Regions from separate parts of the Homo sapiens genome. Here all the other regions are linked to region 2. A link is a contact called in ENCODE Hi-C or POLR2A ChIA-PET data. All regions are on one chromosome and are shown on one strand. Each heading gives the region's core, a stretch centred on a gene start or an enhancer-like site at or near the end of the contact. The rest is flanking DNA. Distances are from core to core; before and after follow the strand shown. Region 1 holds the start of BAG3 (BAG cochaperone 3). Region 2 holds the start of PDZD8 (PDZ domain containing 8). Region 3 holds the start of FHIP2A (FHF complex subunit HOOK interacting protein 2A). Region 4 holds the start of MCMBP (minichromosome maintenance complex binding protein).

What was found. Hi-C counts contacts between places; a loop is a spot of excess contacts on that map. ChIA-PET counts read pairs that join two places held with the same protein, here RNA polymerase II (POLR2A). Pooled maps may share reads with other maps.
Region 1: a map of naive thymus-derived CD4-positive, alpha-beta T cell shows a loop between it and region 2 (15-fold over the local background). The contact joins the promoter of BAG3 here to the promoter of PDZD8 in region 2. A Hi-C loop is called at or near these places in 1 of 168 maps with a recorded cell type or tissue (naive thymus-derived CD4-positive, alpha-beta T cell) and 6 of 50 pooled maps. POLR2A ChIA-PET finds 5 or more read pairs at or near these places in 1 of 52 experiments (OCI-LY7).
Region 3: a map of CD8-positive, alpha-beta T cell shows a loop between it and region 2 (10-fold over the local background). The contact joins the promoter of FHIP2A here to the promoter of PDZD8 in region 2. A Hi-C loop is called at or near these places in 2 of 168 maps with a recorded cell type or tissue (B cell and CD8-positive, alpha-beta T cell), 5 of 37 single-sample maps with no recorded cell type and 7 of 50 pooled maps.
Region 4: a map of CD8-positive, alpha-beta T cell shows a loop between it and region 2 (30-fold over the local background). The contact joins the promoter of MCMBP here to the promoter of PDZD8 in region 2. A Hi-C loop is called at or near these places in 3 of 168 maps with a recorded cell type or tissue (CD8-positive, alpha-beta T cell and naive thymus-derived CD4-positive, alpha-beta T cell) and 11 of 50 pooled maps.

The regions. Positions count from the first base shown.
Region 1 is chr10:119,650,112-119,653,362 of GRCh38, reverse strand. BAG3 (BAG cochaperone 3) reads right to left here and starts at 1,983. Exons shown (of 4, transcript NM_004281.4): 1 at 1,508-1,983. The coding sequence starts at 1,687. RefSeq lists a silencer at 1,931-2,230 and enhancers at 2,431-2,510, 1,891-2,845.
Region 2 is chr10:117,373,343-117,376,839 of GRCh38, reverse strand. It overlaps PDZD8 (PDZ domain containing 8), which reads left to right and starts at 1,400. Exons shown (of 5, transcript NM_173791.5): 1 at 1,400-2,484. The coding sequence starts at 1,613. RefSeq lists an enhancer at 960-1,079 and silencers at 1,310-1,629, 1,730-1,909.
Region 3 is chr10:114,820,487-114,823,684 of GRCh38, reverse strand. FHIP2A (FHF complex subunit HOOK interacting protein 2A) reads right to left here and starts at 1,905. Exons shown (of 17, transcript NM_020940.4): 1 at 1,562-1,905. The coding sequence starts at 1,606. LOC124902508 (translation initiation factor IF-2-like) reads left to right here and starts at 737. Exons shown (of 2, transcript XM_047426127.1): 1 at 737-2,412. The coding sequence starts at 1,584. The coding sequence ends at 2,189. RefSeq lists silencers at 1,207-1,426, 1,487-1,836, 1,847-2,156 and an enhancer at 1,001-1,501.
Region 4 is chr10:119,871,234-119,874,455 of GRCh38, reverse strand. MCMBP (minichromosome maintenance complex binding protein) reads left to right here and starts at 1,613. Exons shown (of 16, transcript NM_001256378.2): 1 at 1,613-1,929. The coding sequence starts at 1,872. RefSeq lists enhancers at 1,084-1,253, 1,119-1,278 and a silencer at 1,509-2,158.

The DNA.
Region 1 (3,251 bases), core at 734-3,233, 2.3 Mb before region 2:
CACTAAAGATCATGTACATCCACGCAGACTCCTAAGAAAGGTGGTTTGAAATGAGTGTCAGTTTCACCCAAAAATGGGTGGAACAGACACACAAAAAGGTATATGTAACTGTGCCCATCCCAGCTAATTACAGCCTCTTGTACTAATTTTCAAGAATAAATATACAACTAATCTCTCGTAAATGTAAACTGCTGCCTGTACACGGTCTCACTGCTGGGCACCGGAGTTTTATCAATATTGTTAAAACAAAAAGTGCATAAAGATGAAGGGAAATAATACAGGTCTTTCTTCTAAAACAATGGGTTACACAGCAGTTTTAATTTGGTGAGTTTTTAAATCTTCAAAATAATTTACCAGCTCTTTGCTGCTTTTATCTTGCCCAGACGGCGTTAACAATTCAGCTTTAAGTATAACATATTTATTTTAAAAACTTTTTATCCTGAAAGCTCAAATTTATAAAAAATTGAAAGAATAGTATAACTAACTCTGATTTTTGAAAATTAACACACTCATTCCAAATTTACATTTTCAAATTTCATGCTCTTGGGGATTAAGAAGTATATATCCTTGCATGTATGTAAATGAGACATACTTCTGCTGTATTCACAAGAGTATCATTAGTCAGTTATTTGTGTACTGGTAACAAATCCTAAGTATTTTAATACCATAACAAGGCAGGAAGCGAATGCCATTATAAATATACACGTATCATTCTCTTTCTCTCCAGTGTGAGGCAATGTGGTAAGGCAATGGCCAACTGTAAGACAGTCTCAGATCTCTAGTCTAGATCTCTAGAAACTGCTGGGGAGAAGCACACCCTGTTTTTTATTTTACAAATCATACTAGGATACGTTCATATTGAAAGCACTTTCAAACAATAATACAATTTTAATTTAAAATACACACACACACATATATATATGAATGTTTTGACACCAGCCTCCAGAGTCATTGGGTGCCTAACATGGGACAGTAGCCAAGATACCCCTCAACCAAGTTGGAGAACTTGAGCGGTAAAATTCCCCCCAAAACCACCATCCAAGCTTGCGAGTGTCCCCCTCGAGTCCGCGGTCAGCAGGGTGCGCCGCGGGTCCCGGGCCCGGAGGCCGAGCGGGCAGCAGGGGCCACGGTGGGCCGGGGCCTCCGGAGCTGACCAGGCCGGCCGCCCCTCTCCCAGCCCTAGAGCGCGAGGCCAGCGCTGGACACCCGGCCTTCCGCCCTGGAGTCGAGCCGTGGACGGCACCGGAGCCACTGCGGGGTCGCTTCCCGGGCCACCGAATCCCGGGGCCTCCTTTCGCCCCGACGCCTGTCAAGGGCGGGTCCGGAGCGGGGACTCGTCCGGGCGCAGCGGGAGTGTGTGGCGGGGCGCGGAGCCGGTGTCCGCCCGCGAGGGGCCTTCGCCGACCCCCGGGCCCCGCCGCCTCGCGTCCCCCCGGCCCAGCCCACTCCCCGCCGCCTGCCGTCGAGGTGGCGCCACCGACCAGGGCGGGCCGCGGGCCCGGCTCACCTTGGGGCCCTCAGAGGGCACGCGCGGGTCGTTCCACGTAGTGGTGCGGCTGTTGTGGTCCACGAAGAAGGGCCAGCCGGTCTGCGGGTCGATCTTGATCTCCCATCCGGGGGGCAAAGGGTCGCGGTCACCGTTGCCGGACGCCACCTGCATCATGGGCGAGTGGGTGGCGGCGCTCATGCTGGGTTGGGGTCTGCCCGCTGGGGCGCGGGTGCGGGGCGCTGGCTCCGGGCGCCGAGTCTCTGGCCGGGCCGCCGCCGTGGGCCCCTCTCCGCCGCCGACGTGTCCGGGAAGCCGGCGCCGGGCACCTTTATGAATTAAAGGCGGGGGTGACGTGGCCAGAGAGGGGTGGAAGTGTCTGGAAATAGCCTCCTCGCTGCCAGAGGGGAAGGAGGAGATAAAGGGAGGTAGCAACTGGCCGGCTAGAAACTTCTGGTCCAGTCCAGAGAAGTTGGCCGCGGCCCGGGGTTGGATGCGGAGCTCCGCCCTGAGTCATCGGCTATAATCGCGGCGGGCGGGGCAGAGGAGCGGGGGCGGGGCCTCGGCCCGCTCGCCCCTCCCCCACCTCCTCCCGCCCCTCCCCCTTCCGACTCGTGCGCGTGCCCGGGCCGGAGTCGCCGCGGGCGGGCGCGGGCGCGGCTTCGGGGTCCGCCTGCGGGTGGGAAGCCGGACGAGCTGGACTGGGGCCGTCCTCCGTGCGCCCCGGGCGGGTTTCGGCTTTCATAGTCGCTCTCTCCCTCTCCTTTGCGCCGAGTGAGTGTTCCCGGGGCCGGAGCCCGTGCTCCCCGTGCCTGCCGCCCGTCCTTCCTGTACAAACAAAACCATCTCGCCCACCTCCACCCCCTCCCCCATATATGATAGCCGAGGACCCTGAGGGCTGTCCGGGAGGAGCGCGGGGACTCTCATCTGACACCGGAAGGAAGCCAGGGAGAAAATGGAAGTCAGTGCAAACTCACCTGCCTTCCTTTGGAAACTTCAAGAAAAAAAGAGATTGTATCAACTGATGGCTTTTAGTCTCCTAGACTAAAAAGAAAGTTTCGTTGCAGCTTTAAAGATAAATCACATTTTCTTGGGTCTGGATCTTTTTTATGGTAGAGATTGGTTCTTGCTATCTTATATCTTGACCCTGATTTGGGAAGTAAAGACCGAATAACCATGACATTTTTTGTTTGGTTTATTCAATTGCACTTGTAACCTGTCAAAGGAGAAAATTACAACACATTTAAAGATCTTTTTTGTTGTTGTTGTTGTTGATTTTCATTTTTTAACTTTTATTGTTAAAGATCTTATTTGTGATTCTAGAAATTGGGCAACATCTCCATTAAATTAGAATAAGTGCTCCCATGAGCTGAGCAGAAGAGGTTGGTTTTATAGACAGAGAAGGGCTGAAGAAAGCAGAAACAAAGAACCAAGACTGGATTGGTTGTTTCAAAATTACTTTCCTTGTAAGGAGGGGACAGAGAGACAGAATCATAGAAAAATAACTGATGAGGGCTTGCCACCATGGCTCATGCCTATAATGCCAGCACTTTGGAAAGTCAAGACTGGAGGACCTCTTGAGTCCAGGAGTTTGAGACCAGCCTGGACAACACAGTAAGACCCCCATCTCTGCATAAACAAAAAATAAGCCAGGTGCAGTGGCTTATGCCTGTAGTCCCAGCTACTCAGGAGGCTGAGGTGGGAGGCTCATTTGAGCCCAGGAGTTTGAAGCTGCCATGAGCTATGATTTTGCTCTTCATGCCAA
Region 2 (3,497 bases), core at 151-2,650:
GGGTTTCACCATGTTGGCCAGGCTGGTCTCGATCTCTTGACCTCGTGATCTGCCCGCCTCGGCCTCCCAAAGTGCTGGGATTACAGGCGTGAGCCACCACGCCCGGCCGGCTTGAAGGTTTTCAAGGGCTAGAGAGGAGCCCTGCCCTGGCTCCTTAGGTACAGCCAGAATCGGCCTTTAAGGTATGGGATATCTGACTCCTGCAGGACTGGAACTCCACGTGCTTGGAGGGATAAGCATTTATGATGTAACCACTAAGTAGTCAGAGGGCAGGAGGAGTAACGCTGTTGCTGGGCAACCTGGCTTAGCTTCGTGGCTTTGGTTAAGGTGCTACTCTATGCAAAATTCCTTGCCGTCTTCCCTAATCCGCCTCCCCAATTCTCCCTTCCTGAACATTAGGGAACCCACTGGCCTGCTTACAACTGAAGCAGTTTCTGTGTTAGGGCAGAGAGTAGTGATCAAGACATTAGGGTTTAGTGTTAGATAAACCAGGCTCCACTCTGCGGCCCCACGCAACCTCCCCACGCTCTCTGCACCAGTGTTGGCATCTGTCAAGTGGGTGGGGGCTAACAGTGAATAACTGCCTCATAGATGGACTACCGGCTTAACCAGAGACTGACAGCGGGTCGCATATTAATCTTCCAATCACTTGGCAAACTCGTTTCACTATGCATCTCTCCTCCTGGCTGTTCTTTCAACTTCCTCCTCCCTGAAATTTCGAAGATCCACCTCGGTGGGAAAGTCATTCCGCGTGGCGCGCCCTTTCCCTGCGTCCCTCCTTCCCAGGGCCCACCCTCCGCGGACGCAGAGCGTCTGCCGGGGGGACGGCAGGTCCGCGATGGCTGCCTCTGAGGCAGTCGGTCCCCTCTCGCCGTGGGCTTGGGAAGCGTCCGAAAGGCCCGCTCGGATCGTCTGCGGTGCTGCCCGCAGGGAAAGCGCCGCTGCCAGCCGGGCTGTCACGGGTGCGAGTGGAAGAAGCACACCGCAGGATGAGCGACGCCGCTGCAGAGGTAACCGCGGGGACTGCGGCCAGAGACGGGGGATGGGCGCAGCCGAGGATAACGGGATGGCCGGCATCCGGAACGCGTCAGGCCCGCTCCGCCGGACCGCCTTATCCTCCAGCCCGCGTCCCCAGCCGTCCTCCCAGATCCCGACCGCAGCTCCAGAAGTGACGGCCACGTGGGTGGCGGCGCGCGCCGCGGGGATTGGAATGTTGGCGTGGGGGGACGAGGTTGGAAGGGCCGCAGAGAAGTAAAGGAGGACCCGCGTCCGCGTGCCCGGGCGCCGACTGCTGGGCGACGCCGCCGGGAGCGAGCACGCCTCTGACGTCACGCGCTGCTCGTCCAATGAGTGGAGGCCTGAGGGAGGCGCCGGTCCCGGCCCCGCTGCCGCCGCCGCCACACCGGCCCTTCGGGAGCGTCTGAGGAGGCGCGGGCCGCTGCGGGCTCGGGCGCCGCAGCGCGCCGGCCCGAGCCCCTGGACGAGGCCCACGGAGCCGCTCGCCCCGACCCAGCCGCCCGATGTCCTCAAAATGGAGGCAGCGGGGGCGGCGGCGTGAAGAAAGCGGCGCTGTGGGCGCGGGAGTAGGGGCCCGGGCGGAGGCGGTGGCGGGATGGGGCTGCTGCTCATGATCCTGGCGTCGGCCGTGCTGGGTTCCTTCCTCACGCTCCTCGCCCAGTTCTTCCTGCTGTACCGCAGACAGCCCGAGCCGCCGGCGGACGAGGCCGCCCGCGCGGGCGAGGGCTTCCGCTACATCAAGCCAGTGCCGGGCCTGCTCCTAAGGGAGTACCTTTATGGCGGCGGCCGGGATGAGGAGCCCTCCGGAGCGGCCCCTGAGGGCGGCGCGACCCCCACCGCGGCCCCCGAGACCCCCGCCCCGCCGACGCGGGAGACTTGCTACTTCCTCAACGCCACCATCCTATTCCTGTTCCGGGAGTTGCGGGACACCGCGCTGACCCGCCGCTGGGTCACCAAGAAGATCAAGGTGGAGTTCGAGGAGCTGCTGCAGACCAAGACGGCCGGGCGCCTGCTGGAGGGGCTGAGCCTGCGGGACGTGTTCCTGGGCGAGACGGTGCCCTTCATCAAGACCATCCGGCTCGTGCGGCCAGTCGTGCCCTCGGCCACCGGGGAGCCCGATGGCCCTGAAGGGGAGGCGCTGCCCGCCGCCTGCCCCGAGGAGCTGGCCTTCGAGGCGGAGGTGGAGTACAACGGGGGCTTCCACCTGGCCATCGACGTGGACCTGGTCTTCGGCAAGTCCGCCTACTTGTTTGTCAAGCTGTCCCGCGTGGTGGGAAGGCTGCGCTTGGTCTTTACGCGCGTGCCCTTCACCCACTGGTTCTTCTCCTTCGTGGAAGACCCGCTGATCGACTTCGAGGTGCGCTCCCAGTTTGAAGGGCGGCCCATGCCCCAGCTCACCTCCATCATCGTCAACCAGCTCAAGAAGATCATCAAGCGCAAGCACACCCTACCGAATTACAAGATCAGGTGAGCTGGAGGTCGGGGAGGGGGCCTGGCTGCCGGGAACCCGGGCCTGGGCGGGACGCTGCGTGGATTGGGAAGGGCAAAGGCTCATTTCTGTCCTGGCGCCTGCTTCTGGGGCCTTCCCACCCTGGACAGGGCCCCAGATCAAGGCGAGTCGTGAACACTTGCTTTGCTTCCGAACGGCATTGATAGGAGCTAGAAACCTTTTCGCGTGTTCATGGGGACTCAGGGTGCTGTCAACGCGGGCAGAATCGTCTCCTTTTATAAGCAGCATATTGGAAATGGAAGGGAAGCCTACCCTAATCCCCAGGAGTCGCTTCTGGGACTGTTGAGAAACTCTCCCTCTATGTGGTTGCTGCATTGAGGGCAGCCGCGTCACTGGCTTTGCAGCATCCCCTTGGCCGCTTTGAGAAATTGTTCCTGGACACAGTACACGCGTGAAGAGTGTGCTTATAGCCCAGGTCTGTGCTAATTTGACATTGCAAGCCACTTTTGCTTTGATGGTTTGACACCTTTCAAGGCAGAGGTGGTAACTCTTGCAAAGGAATACTTTTGTGGGTTTTTTTTGTTTTTGTTTTTGAGACAGAGTCTTGCTGTGTCGCCCAGGCTGGAGTACAGTGGCGCGATCTCGGCTTACTGCAACCTCTGCCTCCCAGGTTCGAGCGATTCTCCTGCCTCAGCCTCCCAGGTAGCTGGGGTTACAGGCGTATGGCACCACGCCTTGCTGATTTTTTTTTTTTTTTTTTTTTTTTTTGTATTTTTTAGTAGAGACGGAGTTTCACCGTATTGGCCAGGCTGGTTTCGAACTCCTGACCTCAAGTAATCCGCCTGCCTCGGCCTCCCAAAGTGTTAGGATTACAGGAGTGAACCACCGCGCCCGGCCCGGGAATACTTTCCACAGCAGATGGGAAAGGAGTTGGGAGCCTGTACATAGTGTACTTTACATTTTGTATTAATGTCATTTGCCCATTTTGGGTAGATTGTAGAACACAGATCCAGACTCTGCCCATCAAGCA
Region 3 (3,198 bases), core at 656-3,155, 2.6 Mb after region 2:
TCTACTAAAAAAAAAAAAAAAAATTAGCCGTGTGTGGTGGCGGGTGCCTGTAATCCCAGCTACTAGGGAGGCTGAGGCAGGAGAATCGCTTGAATCCGGGAGGCGGAGGTTGCAGTGACCTGAGATCACACCCCTGCACTCCAACCTGGGTGACAGAATGAGATTCGGTCTCAAAAAATAAATAAATAAATAAATAAATAAAATTAAATGATTCTTGGTATTTTTAAAGAAAACAAAATTTAAATGTTTTAATAAACTGCAGTTAAATTCTTTCAACAAAAGTAGAGTGTGTATAAGCAAGTAAAAACTAAAAGTTGTCTTGAAGTCTACCACTGTCATTTCCCTCCGTGTAATACTGCTCTACATTTATGAAACCCTGTTTTTCCTGTTTGATACATTTTCCCAAGAGCTTGCCCTAGAGCTAAATTTTTTAACGCTTCTCATGTATCACTTAAATAACAATTGTACTAAAGTTTGTTTTTATTACTGAAGGCAAAAACTCCATTTTTGCCTGCCCATAAAAAATCATTGTTGTATCTGACATTTTTAAAGTGTACATTTTAAAGTGTCCTATCACATAATATGAACATAGGAAGAGAATGTCATGTTAAAAATTAGCAAAGTAATTGTTTCTGCACAGAATGCATTTTTCAATTTGGGCAGTTCTCCCAGAATAAAGTAAACAAGTGAAGCAACTAGCATTCTTACTAGAACAGTGACAAGGCATTTTCTTTTTAGTTTCTTTTCACTTATTAGTCTACTAGGATACTTGAATACTGTCTCTATGCTGGTGTCTAAAACCCTCAAAGGAGAGTACAATTGCAGGATAAACGAAGAGTGTCCAGGAAGAGAACTAGACAAGAAAGGAAACAGATGGTCTCTGGGCTCGGTGAGCTTGGAAGCTGTCGAAAGCAAACTCGACTGGACCCTCCAAACTCCTATTTCAGATCAATACATAAGGTTCAGCTGAGTTCGGCCTCCAGGCCCAAGAAAGCAAAAGCCAGCAACCCGGGGGCTGGTCGGCGGCTCCCTCGCCAGGGACGCCCCACAGCGAGACCATGCCTCTCCCACCTCTACCCCCGAAAACCAAAACAAAACAGAACCAAGCCCAAGCGGTGCTTGCTCGTTTCTTTTGTCTTGCTCAACGCTGACCACTTTTTTTCCGGAGAAGGTTAACGTTAAGGGAGCCCGGGGGAGCTCTCTGCGACCCCGCCAGGTGCTCCCCGAACCCCCGGCCCCATCAGAGGAATGAGGCGACCACCGAGCGGCGTTGGGCGGCCAGGTCCTCCCCGGCACCCCCGCCCCGGCTCCTGGAGGAGGGCAGGGACTGCCGGCCTGGGGCAGCCAGGGACCGACGGGACCCCCGCAGAGCCAGGCCCGAGGCCCCGGGCGCCCCCACGACCCGGCGGCCGCCCAGGGCGCCCGCCTGGGGCCTCACCCCAACCGGGGACAGGGCCGCCGAGGGCCGGGCCAAGGCCGCCCGGCTTGTCCCCGAGGCCGCCGGGGAGCGTAGGCCGCCGCCATCCCCGGCCTGCCGTGCGCCCGCAGCCCGCGGCCTTACCGCCTCCACGGCGTGCTGCAGGATGGAGGTGAACTTGGAGAACATCCTGTCCCGGGACTGCAGCAGCCTCTCCCGGGACGACCTGGAGAGCTCCTCGATCCGCCGCCGCCGCCCCTGCTGCGGCTGCCGGGGCCGCTCCAGAGTGAAGGCCGGTGCGGGGCGGGGAGGACGAGCTGAGGATCGAGGCAGGGCCTGGCCCGGCCGCTTCAGGTGTGCGCGGGCGGCTCGGCGGCTCCGGAGGGCGCCGGGACGCGGCGGGCGGCGAGGAGGGCGTTCGGCGAGGACTCGGGGCCCGGAGAAGCTCCGGCGGCGGCACCGGTTGGGACACGGTGGCAGCCCGGCTCGGGTTCCTTCCCCCCGCTCTGCCCGCCGCGGCCTGCAGGGGGCGCCGCCGCAGCCCGGGGAGGCCCGGCCAGGCCTGCCCTGCGGCGGGGCCGCTAGGCGCCGCGGGGGCGGGGGGCGCGCTGAGGCCTCGGCCTCGCGCGGGGCTGGAGGCGGCCTGTGGGCAGCCACCGCCCTCTCCCGGCTTTCTCAGGGCGCCTGGGACACCGGCTTTCTAACATTTTTACAGCTCAGCGATTCTCAAGAGTTTTGTTTCTCCAGTGGAAGTAACAGGCTGACTTTGTAGGGACACGCAGCCGTCCATATATGCGTATAGCATTCAGAGGTTCTTCCTGTAAGGACCGATTTGGAAGACTCGTTAAGAAAACAGTGTTCTTTAAGCAAACATTGGCAATGGATTTAAATGCTCAGATTTTGAAGAAATCAACGACTGCAGGTGAAATGGCTTTGCTAACTTTAAAATATATTATTATTCAACATTGAAACAGGAAATCCCACATGAGCACATGGTAAGACGGCTGGCTTAGTTTAAATAGCCCATTATAATATTTATATATAATATATAACATAATTTATTTGTGATATGGTTGATAGTGAGGTGTAGTGATTCAGAACAGCATTTTCTATTCAGTTATCAGATGATACCGGAAAACATTAGCGAGGGAAAGAATCTGAAAGGAGTCCAGTAAATGCCTAAGGCAGATAAATAGAGCTACAAGGTAAGCACTTGGGTGGAGGCTGCTTAAAATACTCCCTAACAGTGTATTAGTCAAGCCTTGAAGAAGCAGTTCAGGCTGGTAAAGTTTAGGTTGAGTTAATACAAATTATGAAAATATTTGTATCCTGAAGAAATTTGTTTTATGCTGGTATTGGCGTTTTACCAAAAGGTTCATTAAGTTCTTAAGATGAGGTGGGGAGTGAGTTTTGCACAACCAGTGCTGAAAATACGTATCTGGCCCAGGCGCGGTGGCTCACGCCTGTAATCTCAGCACTCTGGGAGGCAAAGGCGGGAGGATCACTTGAGGCCAGGAGTTCGAGACCAGCCTGGCCAACATGGTGAAACTCCGTCTCTATTAAAAATACAAAAAAAAAAAAAAAAAAAAAATTAGCCGAACGTGGTGGTGTAATGGGATTACATGCTTGTAATCCCAGCTACTTGGGAGGCTGAGGCAGGAGAATCCTTGAACTCGGGAGGCGGAAGTTGCAGTGAGCCAAGGTTGCGCCATTGCGCTCCAGCCTGGACAACAAGAGCAAAACTCCATCTCAAAAAAAAAAAAAAAAATACACACACACAC
Region 4 (3,222 bases), core at 364-2,863, 2.5 Mb before region 2:
TTGGGATTACAGGAGTGAGGCTCCACGCTGGGCCTCAACTAATGATATTTTCAATTTACAATGGGTTTATTGGGATGTAACTCCATCCTAAGTAGAGTAAGTAGAGGAGCATCTGTACAAAACAAGCTCCCTACCCTTCCACTATGTACCTAAGAGCAGGACATACATTTTCAAAGGTGTCCCACCTCCTCTTTCTACCAGGGACAAAAGTTAGTCACCAGAGACAACTTTAGACCCTTATCAGCCAGCGATGGCGCTAGAAGAACCTACATAACACACTTTACTCACTACCTGTAACTACCATTAGTTTCTCGTATCTCTGCCTTCCCACTCTGCTGTTTTTGGAAACTTCAAACTGCTTTCGCCATTTCTCCCCAGTTATTGTTCTTTATTGTAAATGCTACGTAATTCCCCCATTCTAAGCCACCTGTTTGAGTTACTCTTCCTTGAGTTTTGCCCATATAAGATGTACATGTTACTAAATTTTTCTTTTGCCAATCCGAGCTTTGTGATAAGGGCCGCAGTGGAGAACCTAGAAAGGTAGAAAGATTTTCCCCCCTTCCTACAGCCCCAAGGAGGGTTTGAGACACGGGTTCCGTTTTTTTCCTTCAGCTCCTCACTTTGTAGATTCCATTCAGGTCATTCCCCTTCCGTCACCATGCCCTTTTTTCATTGAGTAGATATATCTGATGGGCCTGGGGTTTTCTTAGGTACATTTCAGGCCCAGGGGAGACACAGTTTCATTCTTTTTTTCTTTTTTATCGGACAGCCTCCTGAACCAGAAGAGGTTCAGAGCGACTCCCACAGTTTCACTCTTGAACTTGGGTATTTTCCAAATTGCCTCAGCAAAAGGCTGCTGTAGTCGGTCTTCGTAGCTTCCTTCTCCAGGGTATCCTAGCGGCGCGCAGTGCAGGAGCCTCGCACCGCTCCCCGACGGCGGCTGCCAGCTTCCAGACAGACGCCGACCCGGTGTTCGCAACCAGGGCGCAGGCCGGGCCCGGAGCGTTTAGAGCGCCCGCCCCTCGGTAAGGAACCGTCCCTGAGCCACAGGGCCTGACGCGACTGCAGAAGGAGCGTGGGGTCCTCCGAGGTTCCCCTTCTCTAAATGTGCACCTTCCTCAGGGAGACCTTGTGCAGCTGAGGGAAAAGTCACCACTCAGGGTTTCGGGCCGGGGACCCAAATAAAAGTGCTGCCATCAGCAAAAAAAGAAAAAAAAGGCACGAAGAGGAGGTGGGCGGATTCCCAAGGCGGTTTCGCCCACTAATTTTGCCCAGAGATGACTCTGAGGTCTCTGAGCTTAATGCTTTTCAGCTGTTGTGCAGACTCGCTTTGCCCTCTTATAAGCCCACTATGGGAGTTCCCGCTACACGCCGGCCCAGGGGTACAAACGACAACGCGCCGCCCTTGGAGCGCGTCGCCGGGCCCCGCGCTGCGCAGCCTCCAGCGGCGCTGCGTGCCCTTCCTTTTGCCCGTCTCCAAGATGGCGGCGCCGCCGCCGCCCCTCCTCCTCGCCGCGCAGAGCCGCGCTGCGCCGCGCGCTCCCGCCGCCCCTCCCCACGCGAGCTCCACCCAGGTCGCAGGCAGCGCGGTCGGCGGCGGCTATTTCCCGCCATTGTGCGAAGTGAAGGCTAGGGGCCCGTACGCGCCCGCCTGACTGTCGCCAGCAGCTCCTCGGCGGCCCCACCGCAGCCGCCGCTCCCTGAGGCGCGGGAGGCCCGCGCCCCGCGGCTCGCTGTGCGTGGGAGGGCGCGAGCGAACGCGGGCGAGGAGCGGCCGAGCCGCTGAAGAGGAGCTGGGCGCCGGCCGCCCGGCCGCGCTCGGCCCGCGGATCGCCTCCGCCCGGTCTTCGCCGGCCCCGGCCCCTGGCGAGATGCCGTGTGGGGAGGATTGGCTCAGCCACCCGCTGGGAATCGTGCAGGGATTCTTCGGTGAGTGGCGGCGCCGGGGGGCGGGCCGGGCGGGCAGCCGAGTTTGCCGGGCCCCGGGGCAGGGCCCCGCCGCGCGGCCCCCACGCGGTACCATCTCGAGGGCTCGCGTGGCCCGAGACGGGGCCCCGGGGCCTGCACCGGCCCCAGCTGGGACAGCCTCTCCCCCGGTCGCAGCAGGCAGGGGCAGGAGCCGGGCCGCAGGTACCTCCCACCTGCCCGAGTCGCAGCTTGGGAGCCGCCAAGGTGAAGTCGTGGGGCGCGGGCTGTGATTCGCGGGCTGTGATTGACGGCCTCGCTCCCAGCCTGTGGCAGGGCCAGGGCCCCGGCCCCGGGCGCAGCAAACTCGGAGGTCCTCGAACCCTGGGGAGGGCCCGCAGAGCCGCGGGGAGGGAAAACCACTTTGCCTGTGGGAAGCCCACAGGATATTTCAAAACTTCCGGTGCGTCGGGGAGTGCTCGCTTGCACAGAAGTTGGTTCTAACTCCTGTGCTACCCTCATTCTCTCTTTCAGAGATAAGATTTAATGTTCATAGCTTAGTTTTCCTGTTGGGATGACTTTAGAACCCATCTAGTCTGGATCTGCTCCTGTGCCAGAGCCAGCAAGAAATATTGAGCTACTTGAGTTTGTACACAGGGCTGAGAATCCTGCAGGCGAGCTTAGTAAATTTTGGTTGCGATTGCTGTTGCTACTTTACTGCGAAGGGTATACGAAGAAAAGTTTATATTTGTTGTCGTTAACTGGGCATTTTGACAACCGTTCCATTCCCCAGTGTCTTTTTACACGTAATGAGTGGCGGAGTCAGATCCAGCTAGAAATCACTGTAGATGGCAACACCTGACTTGTCTGGAGTTAACTTAGAGTTGTAGAGCGGCCTTAGCTCATTGAAAAAAACATCTTGGGGTACTAGAGAGAAAAGGCAGTGGGAAGCTAAATCATCCTCAGCAGCCAAAATCGACGGCAAACAATGTATGGTATTTCTTATAGGAGGGCCTCTAGTGCTTACTCAGGAAGTCCTTATTAATTTACCTGTAATTCTAATTAGTTTAGTTACCTGGCTTCCCAGGCTGTAACTAATGGCATTATATTAGAAAAAAGCCTGGATAGACGTCCGAACTTAGCCAGTGAACACTGACAGCCTGATGAAGAAATTTAAAACTACCTTCATACTTGAAAAAAAAAAAAATTCACTATATAGCAGTCAAGGGTGCTTTGAGGAAGGGGCATATATTTCTCCACTAAATCCTAGTAATTTATGTTCATAAGAATTCTAGAAATGATAATCGATGGTCAACA